2 separate regions of the Mus musculus genome follow, and region 1 is linked to region 2. The links are chromatin loops, found by intact Hi-C in ENCODE. Cell type or tissue: left cerebral cortex. All regions are shown on one strand. Links, peaks and the distances in the headings refer to the core of each region. The heading gives the core; the rest is flanking DNA.

Region 1 (11,514 bases), core at 2,256-10,255, 220 kb before region 2:
ACTACTAGGGTAGAAAAATAACGAATAGTCTTACCAAAATGTGAACCCTGAGAGCTAATATAATGACTGATTTAGCAAGATGAGTTAATTCTTGCATTTAGCAGTATGAATATTTTGGAACTAGCCAAACATTTTTTGGGGAGGGTTGGATTAAAACCCCTTCCACAGAACCCATGATTATATCATAAAATGGGTAATGAATCATGACCAGCTAGGTCATAAGTCTTAGAGGAGAGATTAATACTATTATTCTGTTAAATGGACATATTAATAAACTATCCTCCAAGTTCTTATTTTACACCCATACATTAATGTATCTCCCCACCTTCATCCAAAAAGTGCTTTTTATAGTAGGTGGGATTAATAATGTGGAATGATCAGTTTAAATGAGACATCTATTAAAACAAGCAAGCAGCCAAACAAAATACCACCAAAACCAAAAAAATAAAATAAAATAAATTTTAAAAATTAAAAAAAAAAAGCCAACACACCTCAAGGCTTAGGGATAATTATGGAAGGGGATTGTAAAATTGCAAGAGCTACTGGTAGTGTACTGGCTAGTTTTGTGTCAACTTGACACAGCTGGAGTTATCACAGAGAAAGGAGCTTCAGTTGAAGAAATGCCTCCATGAGATACAACTGTAAGGCATTTTCTCAATTAGTGATCAAAGGGGAAAGGCCCCTTGTGGGTGGGACCATCTCTGGGCTGGTAGTCTTGGTTCTATAAGAGAGCAGGCTGAGCAAGCCAGGGGAGGCAAGCCAGTGAAGAACATCCCTCCATGGCCTCTGCATCAGCTCCTGCTTCCTGACCTGTTTGAGTTCCAGTCCTGACATCCTTTGGTGATCAACAGCAATGTGGAAAGTGTGAGCTGAATAAACCCTTTCCTCCCCAACTTACTTCTTGGTCATGATGTTTGTCCAAGAATAGAAACCCTGACTAAGACAGGTAGTAAATATGTGAACAGAAAAATTATTTGTCAAACATGACAGAGCTGCCAAACACATAAACTCCAGTGGTTCTGGTTGTGACTGCAATGACACGCCCTGTATAATATCAAACCAACTAGGACTGTACCATGAAGGCAGGAGGTGGGCACAAAGTCCTTCCCTAGTGGAGGAACAATTGGCAATTTCTGGATTCTGGGGCAGAGGGATAAGATAAGTTTTCGTGGGGTATGGTCCCTGAAAGGGAATTCACTCTCTTGTAGATACTGCATATGCTCACTACTACAGAGAAGCAATACTGAGCAGGCTCAATCCTCAATTGGCTTTTATCAATATTATTATTATTATTACCTTTATGTTTATAGTCTAATAGTTACCCCCCCCCTCCCAGTCAGCCCTCCCACAGTTCCTTATCACATTCCTCCTCCCCCTTGTCTCCAAGAGGATATCCCCAACCTACCCTTAACCTCCTGTCAGGCCTCTCTCTGGGGCCTCAAGTCTCTCCTGGGCTAGGCACCTCTTATCCCACTGAGGCCAGACCAAGCAGTCCTCTGCTGTATATGTGTTGGGGGCCTTGGACCAGCTCCTGTATGTTGCCAAGATGGTGGCTCAGTGTCTGAGAGATCTCAAGGGTCTAGGTTAATTGAGACTGCAGGTCTTCCTGTGGGATCTCCTTCCTCCTCAGCTTCTTCCAGCCTTTCCCTAATTCAACCACAGGGGTCCCCAACTTCAGTTCAATGGTTGGGTGTAAGTATCTGCTTCTGTCTCAGTCACCTTCTTGTTGGCCCTCTCTGAGGGCAGCCATGCTAGGTTCCTGTCTGCAAGCACATCATAGCATCAGTAATAGTGTTAGGCCTTGGAGCATCTCCTTGAGATGAATGCTAAGGTGAGCAGATCACTGGACTGACTTTGCCTCAGTCTCTTCTCCATTTTTGTCCCTGCAGTTCTTTTAGACAGGACCAATTCTGAGTCAGAGTTTTTAACTGTGGGATGACAACCCCATTTCTCTACTTGATGGCTTGTCTTTCTACTGGAGTATTCAAGTTCCCTCTCCCCACTGTTAGCATTTCATCTAAGGCCCCTCCCTTTGAGTCTTGAGATTCTCACATTCTGGTATTTTTTAGAGGGTTCCCCTTCCTCCCACCCACTGAGGTTGCATATTCCAATTCATTCTGCTGGCCCTCAGGGATTCCTTCCTGCCCCTCCCCCCAAAATCTGATTATGTTCCTCTTTTCCCTTCCCCCTCTAGTCTCCCACCCAGGTCCCTCCCTCTGTCTGCTCCCAGTGATTGCTTTCTTCTCCCTCCCAAGTGAGATTGAGGCATCCTCACTTGAGCCTTTCTGTTTATTAATCTTCTTGAGTTCTGTGGATTATAACCTATTTATTCTGTACTTTTTTGACCAATATAAAATTATTAGTGAGTAAATATCATGCATGTGTGAGTTCCCCATTCAAGATGATATTTTCTTGTCCCATCCATTTGCCTGCAAAACTGAGAATGTCCTCATTCTTAATAGCTGAGTAGTATTCCATTGTGTAAAAGAACCATATTTTCCAAATCCAGTCTTCTGTTGTAGGATATCTGGCTTGTTTCAAGCAGCTGTCCATCACAAATAAGGGCACTATGAACATAGTGGAGCATGTGCCCCTGTGAGATAGTGGAGCATCTTTTGGGTATATGCTCAAATTTTCTGAGGAGCCTCCAGATTGATTTCCAAAGTGGTTGTAGCAGTTTGCAATCCCACCAGCCATGTAGGAGTGTTCCTCATTCTCCACATCCTCACCAACATGTGCTGTCACCTGAACTTTTGATTGAGTAATTCTGATTGTTGTAAGGTGGAGTCTCAAGGTCGTTTTGATTTTCATTTCCCCGATCACTAAGGACTTTGAACATTTCTTTAGGTGCTTCTCAGACATTCAAGATTTCTCAGTTGTGATTTCTCTGTTTAGCTGTGTACCCCATTTTTTGATTGGGTTGTTTGGTTTTTTGGAGGTTAGCTTCTTGAGTTCATATATTTTGGGCATATCAGATGTGGATTTTTAAAATGCAGAGGACACATGAACTTGAAGGGAAAAGTTGAGTTGATGCAGATAGAGGAAGAATTGAGTGGGGAGGAATGGTAATGAACACATTTTAGCAAAGCACATTATATAAATGTATGATGTCTCAATCACCAGAAAAAATATACAACCAAAGAGATTTTATTACTGTCATCTTTCATGAAAATAGCTCTTTTTAGATTATAAGAGCTACTGCATTTTACTTAAGCTGGAATTACATTCGAATGCATAATATGTATTTTATATGTTCATGAAAATTCTGCTTCAGTTACTCTCATAGAATTTTAACTAAAGTTCATGAAAATTTCTTCATTTTAAAAAGAAATATAAAATTTGGATATAAAGATGTTGATTAAATTACAAGTAACATTAAAGTTCAAGTTAGTTAAATCAAAAAGACTGGTCACAAAATTGAATTGTATAGAGTGCTTGCATTCATGCATGAGGCCCTTAGTACCATAAAGAAGTACATGAAGACATCATTTCTTTTAAACTACATTTTTTACTATTTATGAAATATATTTCTTTAAGCAGAGGTAGTATGTCTCTTTGGCATTTAAACTAATTATTGAACTTTAGTATTATTTCTAAGAATAGTAGTTTAAATATTTAACTATAAGTTGTGTAGTTTTGATGAAAAATTTTAAACTTAACAGTTGTTAGTTTTAGACACGAGACAAGAAGTTGGCTATTGTCTTCATGCACAAATCTCAATACTAGGATTCTAACGGGCAATGACATTACTGTTTGTCTTTATGACACTGAAATAATGTTTGATTATATTTAAGTTTTGCCATTTTTGTTTATGACAGTATAAAACAATTTTCAGTGCTTCTTATCCTTTTAATCTAATGGCCCAGAAGTTATTACAACTGTTCTTATGAGTACGTATTAAGCAAATAACAATTGCTAGTTGACATAAACCAGATACCATTAATGGATCAAGTGGCTCACCTGATTAAATAATTTCCAATTGCTCAGTCTGTAATCTTTGCTAAAACGGATGGCTATCTATATAATGTAGGGGAGTATAATATAAAACAGGTGGCCTTCAACCATGTGAGGGCATCGTGCTAATGAAGTTCATAGATACTGTGGCTTTATAACAGTAGATAAGCCAATCAATTGGTAATGTAATTCTCCTCCCTTCTGGCCACTCATGACTTTTGTAGCAACATCCAATTTCTTCTGTAAGATACTGTTGTTTTAACTACTATCATGGTTTTTCTCTTGCTTAACTACCTTCCATGAGGTTAAAAATGATGGTAAATTGCAAATTGCAATTAAATACAATATCAATAAGATAGTATACTAGCTATAAAATAACCTACAGCATAATATTTGATTTAGTGCTGACTTTAGCCAGTTAAAGAAAATGATGCTCCTATAATTTTTTCAGAGAACCTGTGAGTAGTCATCCTGTCTGTTGGTGAGATTTAGTATTTACAATGTCAAAATGAGCTCTTTGCCATGACTTTCTGTCATGCTTATCCCGCACTGAGTTAAACAATACAGATTAGTGAGTATTGTGTAATAAAAATGGGCAGATCCCTGGTGTGCTTCATTTCTGATTATGTACAAGTGCTCTATTCTTTGGTGGGTAACTCATCCTTCTCCAGATTGCTCCTTCTTCCTTGTGATTATGGGACCTTAATATCTTCCTCCTAACCCATTTTTAATTCTTTAAGAATATGGTTCACAAAGGCTCTGAACAATTACCTTCATTCCGTGGGGAGCACCTACCATTTTATTCCATTCAGACTCCCTTTGGCTGAATGTTAGAGAATGTCTGGGCTAACCTTTGTAAAGCGTACATTTCTTATGCCCTCCATGGAAATAAGACATCTACCTTCCTTCTAATAATGCAGCTTCTCGGGACATTACCCAAGGATGGCAGATCTAAATGTAGGCAAAGTGTGTGGAAAAAAATTATTTCTTTGGTGTGGAGTAGAGGAAGCCTTGAGGGAACGAGTAAAGAGTGCTTAAGTCTTAGGACTTAATGTCAGAGTCCCAGGCCTGAGAATAACAAATCCACCTTAGCATGAGCCTGCCAGAGTTCTTTTAACATCACATTTGTTCCTTGACGTGAATCTGGATATACTAAAATTTACACGTCAATAATATATTTTTTATTTTTCTAAATAAATTCACATTTAGTAGTTATAAGGATCATGAAAATATAACAAATTAATGTTTCTCTTTGGATGTTACCGGACACTGGAATCACAGAAAAGTTTAGCAAAGTGATGCTGATATTAAAACCATGTACTGCATCATCTTTAGAAGAGACCAACTCAAAGGAAATAATACTATGTAACCCATCTAATACTCATCTCCTTAAAAAGAACGAAAATGCGAACCTGACATGCTGGAGTGAGCCTTTTCTACAAGCGTATGGACTAATGAGGACCTGGAACTCAAGACAAAGAGAAGCTGCCAAGGGAATCACAGAGACAAGATTCTTGCCACCACCATCTGCTTACTGTCTGGGGATTTTCATAGGAGCCAATGTAAAAATAAACAGTGAGGCACTGTTTAGACAGTGGACTGTGTTGAAGGGAACAATACCAGTTCCTTAAGTCTGAGACACTTTGGGGAATAAAGTCAAACCAGAAGGAAACTTAGTGGGTTGCAGAGAACTGTCCATGTATCATAAAGGCAAGATATTGCTATTCTGTGTCCTGCTGTGGAATAATTAATTGTGCACTATGGGAGACACCACACACACACTCGGGTCTCTGCTTCATAGGTTTGTTGCTTAAACTTTGTAAATAGTCTTGGACAGGACAGTGTTGGAAGGAGTAGTTGAATGTGTTGTCCAAGATGCACAATAAAAACTTAAGACAAATGAACTGTGATGATTTCAACATTGATCCCTATTTTCTAGGACATGTCTGGCACTTGCTACACCAGAGTTTCTATTAATTTTCTGGTCAATGTAAGCTTGTAGTTTATAATTAATAATGTCTATGTCTCACTATCCTGTCTGTATTTTTTAAAAAATATAATAGGTTAACTGATTTTACATTTGGAAGAGATTTACACAACTAAATTTTTAATAGTATATTTTTATTTATGCAAGATAAACAAAACAAGTGGGGCTTACTAACATCAGCACAAAAGGTGAATGGCAACAAAATATTGGCATCAGAGACTTACAAGGAATTGTTCTGTGATGAGTCTTTTGGATTAGGGAGTACAGCAGAGACCACATAGGGAACAAAAGCTGAACGCAGTTAGTGATGGGCTAGGTGGCATTTTGCCTTCATTGCATCACTTGTTCAATAGATGAATCAACTTATAGTCATGTGAAAGTACATAGTTGTGAGTGCAGAATGGAATTGTTATTACATGCATCTGTGGTGGGAAGCTGATGTTCTGACATACTCCAGTCTAGTGCATTTACTGTTGCGCAGGAGTATGTGCATCCTTTACTGCCTTCACCCTTAGCTTCAAGGCAGAGGAGAGTTTACTGGTGTAGTAGAGATGGAATTCATAAATGAAACCCAGGCTCTTCATGCAGTGCTTGCTTCTACTTCTTCCCTGTCTTAATCTCATACATTCAGAACTCTGTTGCCTAAGAAATAGCAACACTAATAGCCCATTCACAAAAGAGCTCCACGGCCCTGATTCTCATACAGAAGTTTGAAGGTAAGCACAGGCACAAGCTGAGCTTCCCTCAATGCTTCCCCCACCCCACTCACTCTGCTAGCCTCTCCTTGTACACACACCCACTCACACGTATTTTTGGAGGCAGAGGAGTACTGCTTGCTTCTGTGCAAATTAAGTTGCAGAAGAAAATAAATGTTGACGTGAAACTGAAATACACTCACCAGGCTGGGAAGAGCTTCTGGAGAAAGCGTCCTCTGGATGCCATTCTGGGGTTCCCAGCTCCCTTCAACTCAGCAAACTCTAGAAGACAATGAGCCGGATTTGAAAGCAAAATTAGAGGCTTAGAAGCCATGGGCATCAAAAGATTGTTTGCTTGTGGTGCAGGGAGATGGAGAAAAATAAGCAGGTCTCTAGTTCATTATTGCCAGTCTTTTTGGTTTTATATATATATGGAGATGTTTTGGATCTTAGGGACCTCCTAGACACAGAAGATAATCTAAAAATACACTTGTTTCAATTTTTAAAAAGCCACACATGTTTAAAAATCTTCCTGGGAGGTAATCTGTTAGATGAGGCTGTGATAATTTGGCTTCCAGCAGTAACAACGTATGCCAAAAATGAATCATGAAGTCTAGACAAACGCCACTGTTTTCTTCCAGAGGCGGCCAGCAGATGCTTTGTGTTTCTTGCACTCTCTAACTGGCTAGATTAATTTTGTACCATGCTTTTACTCTGCAATGGCCTTGGAACCAAAATATATATATAATTTTAAATGTGTCTTTCGGCCATTTAGATTCCCTCAGATCACTTGCTGTAACGTTCTTCAATATTAACAAAGAGTAAACTGCCTTGTGAAAAGCCTATCTGATCATCCACGATGTACCACACAGCTCTGCTTAGGCAGGGAGATCACAGGCAGTGTAATAAGGACCCCAGAGATGTTCTGCAATTGTCACAATTCCTTAATGCATGAGGTATAAGAAGGACAAGGCAAAGGAAATGCAAGCCTGGGGGAACAGAGATCTCAAGTTTGTCCATGGGCTGTCAATCAAGTACATAATTACAATTCTGGTAACCTCATTTTCCACTTCCATGATATTCATAATGTAAGAAAACTGTGAAACCGTGAAACCTTTCAGATCAAGAACACTCTTCAAAATACTTGTTATATTTGGACAAATTCCTTTGCAAATTTTCCAAATGAAATAGTCACAGAATCCTACAAATCAGGACCTTTTTCTTTTCGAGGGAACCAATGCACAGAAGGTCAGTAGAGCCTGTCCTTGGAAGATAGCTTAAATTGACAGTCTGCACAATCCAAATGCAAGTGTTAGCTGCAATAATTGTGGGAAACATGATTGAGCTTTCTACTCATTACAAGCAATTCTCCTAAGCTTCATAGACAGACTTTCCTTAATTGAGGAACAGGCATTACCAATGAATTTTTATGAGTTCATTCATTCTAGAACATTTCATCATAGTGCAGTCAGATTATTATATTAAAAATGTATATCACAACTGAAGCAGTTTTGTAAAACATGAGCTAATACACTATTGTAACTATTTATTTTTACCTTAGAGATGTAGACAAGAAAGCAAACTGCTTACAGCTTGAAAAATCATAACCACCAATAGCTAATGATTGAGATGTTGCAACTCAGAGACAGACCTCTCTTTGACCACACGAAAGTAATTACTATTGGTTATGAAGAAATGAAAAGGTCACTTAAGGTTCAACTAAGACGTAGCATACATGGATAACAATTTAGCTGTTGACTGATAATAAAAGCTAAGTTTAAGTCCACCAGAGCAGGTGCCTGCCCTCTGTGACTTAGCCCTTGCTTGAACTATGAGATATTAGTCTCTGCTAGCATTCCTATTTGCTGTTTTAAAAATAAAATAGATACCAAAAATACTACAAAATGAAATCACCCAAGATATTTTAATGATAGGAGATGAGCTCCAGAGGCAGGAGTCTGAAGTAGGGTCACATCATAGTCTCCTTATAATCTCATAAATTTTAGTGATGATTTTAATATATTACTTAAGATAAACACAAAACCCACTTATGATGTCTTAAAATTACCATTGAAATATTCATGTTTTCTCGTAGTTATAGCCTATCTTATTGTAGCCATAGCTTTCTCTTTGAGTTTACCATGTGTAAACATTCCCAATGCAGCCTCCCAAGGAGCCAACATTGCTTAGATCTCAAGAACCTATAAACAAGAGAAGTATAATCATGGCCATCACCATGATTGACTACGGATATGACTACGGGTCCCTGATGCAGAGTTCAGCTAGGTGTTTTAAGTATAGTTTGTTGAAGGACTTTTGTTCTCTTTATAAATTTAAAAGTATTGTTAGATAATATGCAATTTAAAAATAATTTACACACACATACACATACGTGCATGCACACACACACACACACACACACACAAATGCAGGCTATTGCTAGGAGCCTCTGTAAAGTTTACGAATTCAGAAACAAGGCATCCACCACTCCCCCCTCCCCCAGTGAATCAGAATTTCAGCATTCTACAGTGACTAATGTAATGAGTGAGGAGACACTTCACAGAAGAGTTTGAGAGTTGGGCTTTAGAGAAAATGCTGTCATTAGACTCCAAATACCAACATAACTATCATTTGGATCAAGAGAATCAATGAGGAATATTAATTAAAATATTTTAAGTCAGTAAGTGGTTCTATTCCTCTTAGTCTCCTCCCCCTCCACACCCACGCAATGCAACATACACAGTACACATACACATTCACACACAAACGCACACACATAATGTACACACATATATGCACACACACATGCGCGCGCGCACACACACACACACACACACAATCAGAAGACCTCCTTAAGAACAAACCTAGAGTTCCCATTGGTTATTTTCTACCATATTCTTACTGGGGAACAGGCTCTTTTTCTCCTACCTAAAAAGCTTAAATTTTCTCATGGTTTTCATTGTCGTGGCATCTGAAATGATGATGGAGTGTCAGTTACTCACTCTTGTGCGCTATTTACATTTTGTGAAGACTGTCAATTCTTCTTCGTCTATATCTTTTGAGGTAATAGTAAATACAGATGTGTACATGATTAATTCTCCACTTGCTCACATTTGGATATAGGCTATGTTGCTAACTGAATCTTATAAGCAGTTTGTAGAGGAGACAGAAAGATGACAGAGGAGAGAGAAAGAAGAGCAGTAATTAGAGACAAAATGCAGAGAGAGTGGAAATAGAAGAGACAGAGATAGTCAGAGGAGCATATCCAGCATCTTTTTTATACATGGTTATTATTTTTATTAATTTTTCTCATGTATTACATCTGAACCACAGTTCCCCCTCCCTCCCTTCAGCCTCTACTCCCCTCCCATTTCTTTCCCCCAAATCTACTTTTCCTCTTATTATAAGGTAGGTATCCCAGGGATATCAACCAGTAAGACTTAGCACCTTTCATATTAAGGTAGGGTGAGGCAATCCAGTGGGAGAATAAAGATTCTCAAAGCTGTTAAGGGCATCAGAAACAGGCCTCTGTTCACTCTTATTTTAAGAGTCTCACAAGAACAAGGAGCTACAAAACTATAGCATATATAGAAAGGGCCTAGGTTAGACCCATGTGGGTTCCCTTATTGTTAGTTCCATGTCAGTGAGCCCTATATATGTCCAGGTTTGTTGATTCTGTGAGTTTTCTTGTGGTGTCCTTGACCCGACTAGCTCCTACATCTTATACATTGCTGTAAGAGTACAGAAAATTGATCCAGATTAAAGGAGTAAAAATAAAATAAGGTAAATAAATAAATAAATAAATAAATCATTGCACTCAGCTCAGGAATGATGTGATCTCAACTCTGAAATGGTCAAATGGAGAAATGGTGGGAAAGAAGAAAGAGTGAGGTGGGATAGAGAAAAGAGAGGAATAACAGAATGGGAAGAGAAAAGAAGAGAGAGACGGAGATTAAGGCATGTCCACCATTTTTTACACTGTTGTGAATGGCTTTCAAGTAAAAGGTAAGGTATGCAGGATTGTTCACAAGTAGAATTTTTTCTCAGCCATCAGCCATGGAGAGAGAGAAAAGAGAAAGGGGGAGAGGAAAAAGAGAGGAAAGATAGTTCTTCCTTCCTTGTTCTTCATCAGGGCATGAATTTCTAGAAATACCAGAGTAGCAAGGTATAAATAATTCTTATATTGTCCACTATTCTGATTTCTATGGATAAACACTTAATTACCTTAATAAGTCCTAAAGACATAGATGACAACTGAGATGCAAAGAAGTAAACCAAGGTTTCACCTGGTGATTGAATATGAGAAATGGTTTCTGGAATCTGTGACCTTACACATATTCTGTTCTCCTCAGGCAGAAATTTACATGTGTTTGCTCAGTTTTACAGAAGAAATATCCGTGAATGTTTTGGAGAATGAGTGCTTTCTCATTTTTATTATATGGTAGACATAGCGTATTTTAAAATGTATCATCTCACACACATGCATACACACATACATACACATGTACAAACATACATATACACACACAGATACACACTCATACATACACACCATATACATACACACATATACACATACAAGCGCACACACACACACACAAATACACTAGTTTAATATTTTTGTGGTTTATCTACCACATAAAGAACAGAACAAAAGTTAAACAATTTAGTAAAACTACTGTTGGAAAAGTAGGAATCAAATAAGAGTCATGCATGGCTTTTATTTCTTCTTACTATTATTAGGAGAAAAAAACTAGAGTAAACAAAGAATGAAGTAGGAATAGGAGACAAAAAGCCATTTTTTTAATATTTAAAACTGTTTACAGAATCAGAGTACCCTGCTTATCTAATGTTGAAAGCACCACCTTTAAAATATTT
Region 2 (11,514 bases), core at 1,376-9,375:
CAAAATCACTTCCCTTCAGAATTCTTGACATTTATTCTGCAACTAGCTATGACGTGCAGAGGCATGTTCAGGTCTGAGTTCCCCAAGGCTTCTGTGGGAAGGTTTCACAAGATTTCTTTTGAACAAACGTCTAGAGATAATGTGAAGCCACTGGAGATTAGGAGAAAATCCTTCCACTCATCTGTGTCTTACTTCCTTCAATTCGTCCTTGCAGATCTCTCTGTCAGAGCTCTAGCCAAACTGCAGAGACACAATGTTTGATTCTTGTTGGTCTGCTTTGCTTCTTTCAAGTCAAGGGCTTTCTATTCTCTTACCTTGCTTCCTCCCTAGGTCTAGCTGCTTCCTATTCTGCCCAGGACTGTGACACCCTTCCTTTAAAATGCTGGAATTGACCTTGAATGTTCCATTCTTTGATCCTTCATGGAGCTGTTCCTTCACAGTACCAAATGCCTTAAAAGTTCAAACTTAAAGAGTGGTCTGACTCAAAGGAACGCTGCTGGATTTGAGAGTAAATAGACAAATCAAAACCCTTCCCCTGTGACAGTCAGGACCCTTCGCTGAGCTTGGGAGTAATGCAATGAGCTGTCCTGTCCTGGTTTCATTTCTGTGACTATGAAGAAATATCTGACAAGCAGCAACTGAGGACATTATAATTCCATGTTATGGCCCAGCATTTTAGGAGCATCAAGGCAAGAACTCAAGCAGCCGGTCATATCACATCAACAGTCAGCAACAAACAAAAAGCAAGGGTATCTTGCTTGGTTGCTAGACTGCGCATACTCAGGTAACATTCTTCATTCTTAGAGAGTTCAGGCCCCAACCCATGAAGTGGTGCTGCCTGGATTCTGCCATGATTTTCTCACCCCAGTCAACAATCAAAGCAACTGACTGAAGACATTTGAAAAATCCAACTCAACCTAAGTAGTTCTCCATTAGCACTCTACACAAGTAATTTTAGGGATGTGACAAGTCACTGACTTAGTTTTACTAGTCATCGTGGAGAATTTTAAGAAACTGTTACCACAGCTTATGGATTGCAGTAATGTATTATACACACAAAAAAATTACAATTTGTGAATAGAGATAAACTAGAGAACAGCAAGCATTTACTCCTGCTCATCTTTTTAAGAGACGGGAATTTTTTGGGTCACTCTATGAATGTTCTTTCACTTATTTCTTGTAGTGAGTCTCTAATATATCTTATAACAATATCAGTTTCATGATAATATAACTAGAAATTTACAAATAACTTACCCAGTGTCAGAACTGGAAGAGGGCAATGTTAACATGAGAATCCAAGTCAACCCCAAATCGATTTTTTTACACCGTGTTGTCATCCTTGCCTGGGAAGACAAGTACATCTCTCACCTACCTGTAGAGCAGGTGAGGGTTTATCTGAGTGCTACTGCAGTTGCTCTGACGGTTTTCATGTTTCCTGTGGAAGCCATCCTGTCTAACATACATTGCTCCTGGCTCTTTTGTTTCTACCTTTCCTCTCTCTCCTCCTGCCCATTCCCCCATCAGAATAATCTTAGCAATACAATGTCTCTTTCTAGCTAAAGTACAGGTGCCAAGAGCAAGAGTTGAACAAGATAATTTTAGACATCAAAAGTGAGAGAATCCCAGAATTTATCTTGTTCACATTCATATTTACCTTTTTTTTTCATGTCTCTAACATTACTTCAAGAAGTGTCCACCCTCCTAAGATCTAGAAGTCTGTCTTGTTATAACCCAGTTGGTAATGTTTGATAAATGAATGAGTGAGTGAATGAATGAATGAATGAATGAAACTGAAGTCATTCTTGAACTTCTACCAAAGATGCTGGATAAATTGCTCTATACATATGATACCACCCTCCAATAGCACATAGCAACAGAAACTGAAGGTGTGTTCATTTTGAAAGTTAGTCCTCAAAAAAGATGCCCTAAAGGTCACACTGATTCTACAGAGTCTTTAAGGGGGAGAGTAGTTAGCATTCTTTTTCCTTTCCTTTTCCTTTATTCTGATCTTGCATCAGGCTGACTTAGCTTCCAGGTGGCTCCCTGATGGGGCAAAGGGTATGAAGCTGGTGTGCTATAAATTATAGTGATTACAACATGACAGCAAGCCCCCAGCTGAGGCCTGGAACTCCCTGCTAGGAGAGCACTCAAGGACATTCAGTCTCCTGAAGGTTTAGGAACTCAAACGGCTTTGCCTACTCCCAGAGCTTTTTAACTTCTATAATTCTGACACTTGTTGGATGCATTTTATCTCCCAATCCGTTTAATTAGGAGACATCAGATTAAAAATGATCTAATGCTTCTGAAAGGCACTTGAACTCCAAGACACACTTACAAAACTGTGATCTTTCCTTGTCTCTCATTCCATCCCTCCAGCACCCATGATGGACAGTGTGAAGAAACGGGGTCTTGTGAAACACCAGTGGCCAAAGAAAGAAAAAAGGACAGTGCAGTAGAGCTCACGCAGGAAGCAGTGTGGCCGGTGTCAGACACAACCCTTTCCAATAGCCAGGATGAGAATGTGTATGCCTTTATTTCCCATCAGCATCTCTTGCTTCTGGGTTTTTCTTTTGTAAAAAGAAAGAACAGCTGTTTAACTGGCTCTGAGATCAGAAATAGCAAAAGGTGGACTGGGTATAGGCTAAAACTGAAGCATACATGAAGTTAGGCAGCGAGAAGCGAGAAGGGAGAAGGCATAGCACACACTAGAGTCTCTCGTGGTCCAGATTCTGTCAATACCCATCCATTTTCAAGGATACAGTTTTTTTTGTTGTTTTTTGTTTTTTGTTTGTTTTTCGAGACAGGGTTTTTTTGTGCAGCTCTGGCTGTCCTGGAACTCACTTTGTAGGCCAGGCTGGCCTCGAACTCAGAAATCCGCCTGCCTCTGCATCCCAAGTGCTATTAAAAAAAAAAAAAAAAAAAAAAAAAAAAAAAAAAAAAACCTTGGCCACCGAAGATCAGTAATTCCAAAGCTACCAAGGTAAGAGCTATAAAATTGATCCTTTCCATGGGGACAGCCACAAATGAACTGTTTTCTGAATAAATTCTCTCAGCAATAGCAAGCAGGGAGGCCACTCAGGACAGCCCGCAACGCTGGATCTCACCTTCCAAGCTTTTTGGGACAGGAAGAGGAGTTTAGAGAGAGAGATGGGGGAAAGCTATTTGCAAAGTAGTGTTTATTATACTATACCACAATGCTTTAAATTTTCAGATAAAAAGAGCCTGCTTGGCTAATGATCAATAGATATGACTAGGAAGATCAAATGGATTGGAGGCAGCCCTGTAAGGTCAGATGAATGGAGCAATTTCTACAGCATCTTTGGTAGAAGTCCAAGAATGACTTCAGTTTCATTCATCCATCCATTCATTCACTCACTCATTCATTCATCAAATAGGTCAGATCAGATGTATTGGAGGCAGCCCTATAAGATACTAGCAGAGACTAAACAGGTTTTAACTGCAGATATTGCTATTATGTGTTTGTATGTTTATTATTAAAATTTCATTACTCTTTTCTTCCTTGGTTTAAGAAAAGTAAAGTAGACATCCCATGGGATTTGACTTTGTTTTGTTTGTCATCTCCATTGAGCCCATTCAAATCTGTCTTGGGTCCATTGAACTCCAGGAAGAGGCTGTGAGAATGGAAATATATTAAAAGCAACACCCTTATCTAACTATAAAGGGCTTTTCCAACTCTATGTCCTTCCACATTGCGTACATGGGACCCTAGCATGGAGTTAGCTGTGTACTTTCAATTTCTGGATAGAAATTGTTATACAAATGAGCTGTAAGATCTCTGATACCCAGCAACTTAGTCTACTAGTGGGTGGTTCAAATCTCAGAATAAATAATTTTAATAAATTGTGGAAATCCATCTTATCATTCTCTTTTAGTTAATGTTTTGAAGCTTGGGTAAAAGGAAATGAGTAAGAGTCACTGGGATTGGCAGGACAAGCACCATCTTGGTAAAATGGTTATTCTGTAGGCCATTTGAGAAGTTTTGCCCAAGCAGTGGGATACCCTGAGATATTATGGCCAAGGCATGCTGAAATTGTATCAGCAGAGCATTCTGGTAGTAAAAGAGAGTTCTGGGTGGAACATAATTTGCCTTGTGTTGCCTGGTGTTTCATAGTTAGTGGCATATTCTTTTGACTTTCTTGTCATAATCTAGTCTAAGAAACAAAGAGACCAAAACCTTGTACGATAGTGACCAAAAGCTTACCAACGAGCAGGCATTACTGGGTGCTTTGGATCGTGTTTACACTTCCTGAGAGAATTGTTCACTCTATAAGTGACTCATATAACAAACAAATTCCAGGTTTACCTCTCAATCTTTGAATCTCCAAATGGTACAAATCTTCTGAATCAAGACTACCTGCTGCCTCGTGTCTCATTAAAGGGCCTGCAGCCTTCAGCAGGATGAGACTTACTGACCATCATCATGTGCTCTTGATGCACATGAGCTCTTGAAAGAGGAGAAAAGAAAGAAAACAAAGAATCCACCCTAAGGAGTCCTGTAACCAGAAACAGTTGTAGTAATACCTGTATCTTCAGGGTGGGTAAAGAAACCTCCCTGCCTTGTGAATGTCTTGATTTTATTCCATAGCTTAGATATAATTTAGAATGAAAAGGAGCAATGTAATTAACATTATGGAGTGTGTGTGTGTGTGTGTGTGTGTGTGTGCTTACAGTCTCGAGTGTGTGTATGTCAATGACCCATCAGGCCATGCAGCTGTTAAAATGCTTGGTTGGTTCACGTTTCTATGAATGCCTCTTGAAAGTCAATTTAAACTCCCAAATTTGAAGAACTGCAAAGCTAAAACAACAAACGAAGTCCAGTGTGTGACTTCAATAGGAGTAGATAAAAAATTTCAAGAAGGTTATGTCAGATTTTAACTTCCCTATCATTATTAATTTAATTTCCAGTCATTATGATAATACCAAGCATTTAGAATGCATTTGGTGTTTATGTAAATGAAATTACTCCTCAAAATTACAATTTCAAATTAATATGCTATTAAAAATGTCACCCCAAAGTGCTTTTATTATTTTGCCAGTGAAATAAACATTCCCTGTTTCTTTTTATAAGTGAAATTTCAGCATTAAAAAAAACCTTCCTTAGATTTTTGAAAAGTGTGTTGTTTCTGTTTAAGAATTCTCCTTATGCTACATTAGTGCCATGTTCTTTGACAGCATAAAATATGCAAATATCGCCTTTTAATGGTGATTTTTCATTTTGTTGCTGTCGTTTAACTCAGAAACAAGTGACGCTGTTGCAGCTTATCACTTACAGCAGTGAAGGCACCAAATTCATGTTTATGTTCAGAACAGAGCAGTTGACACAGAAACAAATACGTTTAAAATGCCATCTGTGCCACACTGGCTTCTTCCTCAAAGGATAATAGAGCTGTTGAAACTCAACCTTGGAGAGATGCTTGGAATTGTGGGGCAGAGAAGACATGCCATGTCGCAGAACACATGAGCAACAAGGTTTGCTCCATTTGGACAGTGGTCACAGAAAAGACAGAAAGGGAAAAAGGGAGAGAGCATAGGTGAAAACCACAGCTTCCTAGGAATCTCCACATGTGCACCAAGAGCTGCCACCCTGCTTTTTGCACTTCACCTCCCAGACTGCCCATATGGCTCCCTGCCTCACTGCCCACCGCTCCTTGCTACCTCTCCATGTTACACATCGCTCCATCTGTTGCTGGTATCCAACCTGATGCTCAGGAACCCTCTGAATGCTGTATGCTGAATTACGTGGGAGTGGCAACTTTTGTGGCTGTTGGAGCTGATAGAAGCAGGCAGCTGGGTGGGAGGAACGTTGGATGGCAGAGCTTTGCTGCAGCTACATCCATCCTCCGTGCCTAGCAAGGCTGGCTCTCGGGTAGGAGCTGATGTCTGATCTGGAGAGATGCTAGAACATATAATGTAGGAAGCTTTCTACCATTCTGTACCAGTGAGAATGTGAAGCGGGAAGGTCCATTAATGGGTCATTGGGTAGAGTATCATACTGAATGAGATTTTTTTCTCTTAGCTTGCCTGAGGTAAATGATGCTAGGCAATTCTCCTGGTGCGGAGATCCTCACGTTCAAACTCCGTAGGTAGGAAAATGAGGTTTCTTTGTGGTCTCTCCCACACAAACATTCTAATGTAGTTAATCAGCATTCATAGACCCTTTGGCAGGCAATGATAATCATTATAATACTTAACATTAATTGCACACCTGTTCACTGTGCATGTGACTGCTGTTAGCTGCTATATGTGCTTGCTCTGCTGAACAACTTCCCCCATTGCCCTCAAAACCACTCCCTGCAATCCACACCCTGGCCCAAGGCCTCCCTGTGGTTTGGGAGGTGGACAACTCTGGACTTTCTCTTTAGCTCTTAAGTGGGCTCAGCTTACATGTAATTTACCTCAAGTATGGTGATGGGAGAGAAGAAAAACAAAAACAAAAACAAAAACAAAAAAAAAAACAAAAACAAAACAAAATAAAACAAAAAAACAAGCACAGGCATTATTCTAACCCTGCCCTGTCATAGCAGGTTGGCTGTGTCCTATCAAAACATCTGACCAATGACATATTTCACTGATCTCCCTTGTCGCTAGATATGGTAACTCGTCTCCACCTCAGTCCAGAAACATGTCAATATTGTTTGTAAAAACTGGGGCCATACATGAGTTCTTCTGAGAAAAGTCACTGAGCATTATCACAAGCCAGTGATATGAAATAGTTCATGAAACAAGAATTGAGACCTCTTAATAGCCACACAGTTAGCTTGAACGTTGATCCTTCTCCTATTGACCCTTTAGATAACTGCAGTCCCAACCAGTAAATTCACCATCACCTGTGACAAACATTAAGCTAGAACCTCCCAAGTAAGTAATTTGAATTCTTGACCCATAAAAATTACGATATAATCAATATTCGTTGTTTTTACCAAATAGGTTTTAGAATAATATACTAAATGACAACAGGGAACTTACACAGGACTGGACTCTGACATTTATTGTAGAGGAATAGAATCTTAAGGATGAATTCTCTGCGTGGGTTCTGAGCTCTATGAGTCTTATAAGAAAGCTGGGCGGTGGAAATAATCAACACCTACTTGGTTCCAGACACATGCTGACTCATTGACAGCCTGCTCTGTAGCATAGCAGTAGCTGGGTCATGCAGCTATCTGACTCCTAACCAGCTATATAAATTATATAAAGAAATCTTTTACATGGATCATGCCAATGAATAAGGTTAAATTCCTTCAATTTCAAAAATTTAAGAAAGATGTTAGTGAAAAAGTTATGAAAGAAAGAGAGTCAAGTGCAAGAAGTGGATGAATGTCTCTAACTCTACCAGAAATCAAATGAAGGCCACCAATTTCCTTCCTACAGTCTGCTGTTCTTATATGACACAGTCTTCAAAGAAATCCAATCCATTAAGCTTAAGCTAGCTCTCCTCTTGTTGAACAATCAGGTGGAAGAAGGTAGTGTCACATAGTGAAAAATATAGTTTTCAAAGGAAACAGCAGGCCACTAGCCCAGCCACTGTGCTTTCCTTAATGGACTCCATATTTTTACCTCTGATTTTTCCTAATGACCAGTGCCATGGCATCCTATCAAGAAATCAGGGCTCATTCGTTAATCAAAAGTACCTAGATCTGCTAACACACTAATATGGTTCATAGTGCAGACCTAGTGTGCTCCGAGGTCCTTTGCATCCCTACTATGTCACATATGAGAATGACATGATAATTAGGGCTGCTCCTTTATTATGATTACTTATGACCCTGAAAGTTGAGCTAATCACATAGGTACTTTTACTTTTTTGCTTTTACTTGAGCATATTGACGGTCACCACACTCTGCCCATGCAACACACATGGTTCATAGACTTTCCTCTCATGAAAAAGGCTACCCGGGAGTGTTTTCTGACACTGAAGAGGAAATGCAACTTTCCCTTTGATAAAAGTCTCATCCTTTTATAATGAGAATTTGTATACATAGTGCGTGGCTGCCAGATAAGAAGTTATGACCTCCTAGTAGCATTCATATTAAAGAACAGAAGATAAAGACCAGTTACAATGGTGAAGAAGCCTTAAACAAGCCTTGGCAAGGAGTCGATGCTTTGTAATTCAGGGATTATGAGACACAAACGGGAAGCCTGCATTTGTTTAAATGTGTTCGGCAGCCTCCTGAAGTTGTGCTAAAAGAGTATGCACTGTTATTATCCTTTGCTTCACATTTGATAAATACCTCAGAAGCGTTTTAAATTATAAAATAAAAAGTCTGGGGATTTAGTTCAGTTGGCAGTGCGTTTATGAGGCTTTGAGTGCCATCCTCAACACTGGAAAGAAAGAACAAAAGGAAGGAAGGAACGAGTGAAGAGAGGAAGGAAGGGAGGGAGGGAGGAAGGAAGGCAGGAAGGCAGAAAGAAAGGAAAGCTGGCAATTGAAGCCATATACAGAAGAAGTTTTGAATGCATGAAAATTATCTGAGACAGTTGTTCACCCTGGTTCCATATTTTCAGATTCAGTTGGTCTGAATTCCCACAAGAAGAATGGAAATTTAAATGTTTAATAAGCTCCCCAGGTGATTCTGAAAAAGGACACTTGCCTGTCACCAGTGCAATATCCTTGTAGAAAACAACTGAAGCCTGTTCAGAATCTAAACCAGCCAGGTCTAGCTGAAGAGACACAGATCCTCCTAACTTGTATGAACCCGCTCACATTGCCAAGTCATTGTGGTACCCAAAAGGATTTACTTCTGACCTGTGGCTTAGAGTGAGGGGAAAAGGTCAGTCAACTGAAAGTTCAAACAAGCAACGGGCACTCTGAGAAGGCTAACAGGTCAGCTTAAGCATGAGAACTCCTCAGCTTGGGTGTCTAGGGATCTTTAAAATACAGAGTAGAAAGGTCAGAACCAGCCAAGGGGTAGGAGGGGGAGTTCTAAATGCTCGTAAATGAAGCAGTAGAATATTTTGTTTGAACAAACAGTCACCACTTAAAACACGTTCAATCGTGGCCCATAATAGCAAGTTGATTCCAATGCTACAAATTTGGTAGCTCTGAGGATGCTGTTATCAAACAATTTCCCTGAAGATCTGCAGCCCTTTACCAACCCTGTGTGTCAGGCACAATTGAACCTTCGCCACTGAATACTTTCTGTTATTCTACACCTACAAGTACAGGTGCTTAACATTAAAGACGGAAAATTAAAATCCAACAGTTAATTCAGTTAACCTGCTTTACTCACAAACACCCTGAAAATGAGGAGCTTTCGATGTCTGTGTAGGTTTCAAAGATGGATGGCAGAGAATACCAAAACAAAACAAAACAAAACAACAAAACAAAACAAAAAAATATCTTGTTATAGTGAATGTTCAGTGTGGGTTCAACTGGCCAAGGTTGCTGGCCAATGGAAAGGGATGCTTGTACAAAAACAGAAAAGTAAAGACAAGCCTTGTATATACATGATCAGGCACAGGGGGTGGGGCCAAAGGCTTAACCTCAAGGAACGAGAGTAATGGAATAAATATGAAGCTTTCTTTGCTCTAACTTATTTTAAAAGCAATAGCAGAAAGAGGAGGAAAAATGGAGGCATCGTAGAGTCAGAAATTGAAGTTGTAAGGGATTCAAAAAGATAACAAGACAAAAAAGCAACACCTACGCTGGTCCAAGGATTGGACATAAGAATCGCGTGGGCTTTCTGCTGTTCTGACAACCTTTCCCCACCCTAGTCCTCTGCAGTACTGGCTTCATATGGTCCAGCACTGGTTTTGAAGGCAAATTCATTAGATTCTACAAGGAAGACTGAATGCAGCTCTCTCAGGATGCACTGACCCTCTGCAGCCATTTCTGTACGTATTCACGGAAGCTGGATCCCTAGGTGGAAGTGGCTCTCCCTGCAGGTGTTGATCATCTCTCCTTCTGGTCTTCCTACCGCATTTTATCAAATTAGGTCTTAGTACACCATCTTATTGGATCTAGCAGATTAGCGCTTCCTAGGAGATGTTATGCTGATTACTGTGTGTCTCTTACATGAGACACAAGTTACACAAAAAATACCCCATACTCCAGTGGTGGGTGGTGTCATGTTTGAAAAGGAAACACTAACTGGAGAAAATCCCAAGAAATATACGTTTCTAACCAGAGCAGCAACATCTGGCCACATTTGTCTCTGAATTTTTTTTGTCCTAAGCATCTCTGCGCTGTGCCAGAAAAAAAAATGGCTATAAAAGTAAGAAAAGAGAAAAAAAAAAAAACTTCAAGTTACCCAGGGCAGACATCAACCCCTAAAACAGAGAGGAACAGAATCTTGTCCTTCTAAACTTTAGTAGAATGTTGTTCTATTTATTCAAATCAAGCATAAAGAAATTAGATAAAACACTCTAGGGAACAACTGAATTTTGCTGTCTGCAGTTTAAATAGAAAAGAAGTCAGGTAACAATACAAGTAACAAAATGATACTATCGATGAACAGCTCATCTATTACAGAAAAGCAACAAATAAGGATACTTATGTGCAAAGTATGAGGTGAAAGAAGCTAATGAATGAGCAACTACAGTATCCTCAGAACTCCATCTGTGAACTAGAGATAAAATTTTCACATCACTTGTCCTGAGTCCCTAAGCGTGTGCACACAAATTCCTGTAAGAAGAGCAGTCAAGTCAAGGGCTTCTACCAAAACCAAGAAGAATTCTTAGTAAAATCATTAATCCCCACTTCCACCCTCTTTTGGATATGCCCACCTTACCCCAACAAATGCGGCTTCTGAAACCAGTGGAAGAATAAACAAAAATATGGGCACTAACCAGTGAAGAGTTTTACACTTACTCAAGCCATGAACTGTGAGTTCGTTCAAGTTAAAGTAACTTCTCAACCCTTATAATTTTCTCATTCTTTAAGGAGTTCCTATTAAGTTTTAAATGCTTCCGAGATTAAAAGGGTATATTAATGTTATTAGAGATCTGAGATAAAATACCATGCCTTGCAGGGTATCTTTGCATTTAATGAAAACATTTTCATCATGTTTCTAGTCTATTATGCCAGATATTCATTTCAGACGTTGTAAGATAATCTTATTTTAATTAGAAGAGATATAGCAAGTATATTAGAGTAATACAGTTAAATATATTCATCAACTTCTTGTCAGTTAAAATGCCTCCTCCAGAGTTTGCTCTGCCAATGTGCTATCAGAGGTATGGGTACAATTAGTATGCAAATTCAAAATGACTTGTAGGGAGACTTAAATGACTAGATTACTATTTTCTAATGAGTCCGAATATAAGCCCATGTAAGAGCTGCAGTGTCCAATATGACATGCACTGTCTAGAACAGCAACTGAGTACTTACAGTGTGTCTGGCTTAGTCTGTAATATTATTTCACTTTAGCTACTTGGGTTGAATAAAATGCACTATTAAAGCTACTCTCACCCGTTGCTTTTCACTCCTTTAAGTATGGCAACCAGGGTATTTTAAACTTGGTGTATAAGGTATGTAGCATTTCTATTAGATACGGA

What was found. Peaks named below come from ENCODE experiments on the same cell type or tissue, not always from the same donor. Only the 100,000 strongest peaks of a DNase experiment are listed, where the experiment ranks them.
Region 1: it touches region 2 in a loop (5-fold over the local background); 2 of 42 quality-filtered maps call a loop at or near these places.

The regions. Positions count from the first base shown.
Region 1 is chr1:50,974,065-50,985,578 of GRCm38, forward strand. All of the region lies in intron 4 of Tmeff2 (transmembrane protein with EGF-like and two follistatin-like domains 2), which reads left to right. Among named protein-coding and RNA genes, the nearest start is that of Tmeff2, 52 kb to the left of the region's middle. In left cerebral cortex, for the core only: no CTCF peak of the experiment used is centred there; DNase peaks (open chromatin) are centred at 5,484, 6,742 and 7,292; H3K27ac peaks cover 1,610 bases.
Region 2 is chr1:51,193,882-51,205,395 of GRCm38, forward strand. No RefSeq gene overlaps it. Among named protein-coding and RNA genes, the nearest start is that of Cavin2, 89 kb to the right of the region's middle. In left cerebral cortex, for the core only: no CTCF peak of the experiment used is centred there; a DNase peak (open chromatin) is centred at 5,765; H3K27ac peaks cover 1,011 bases.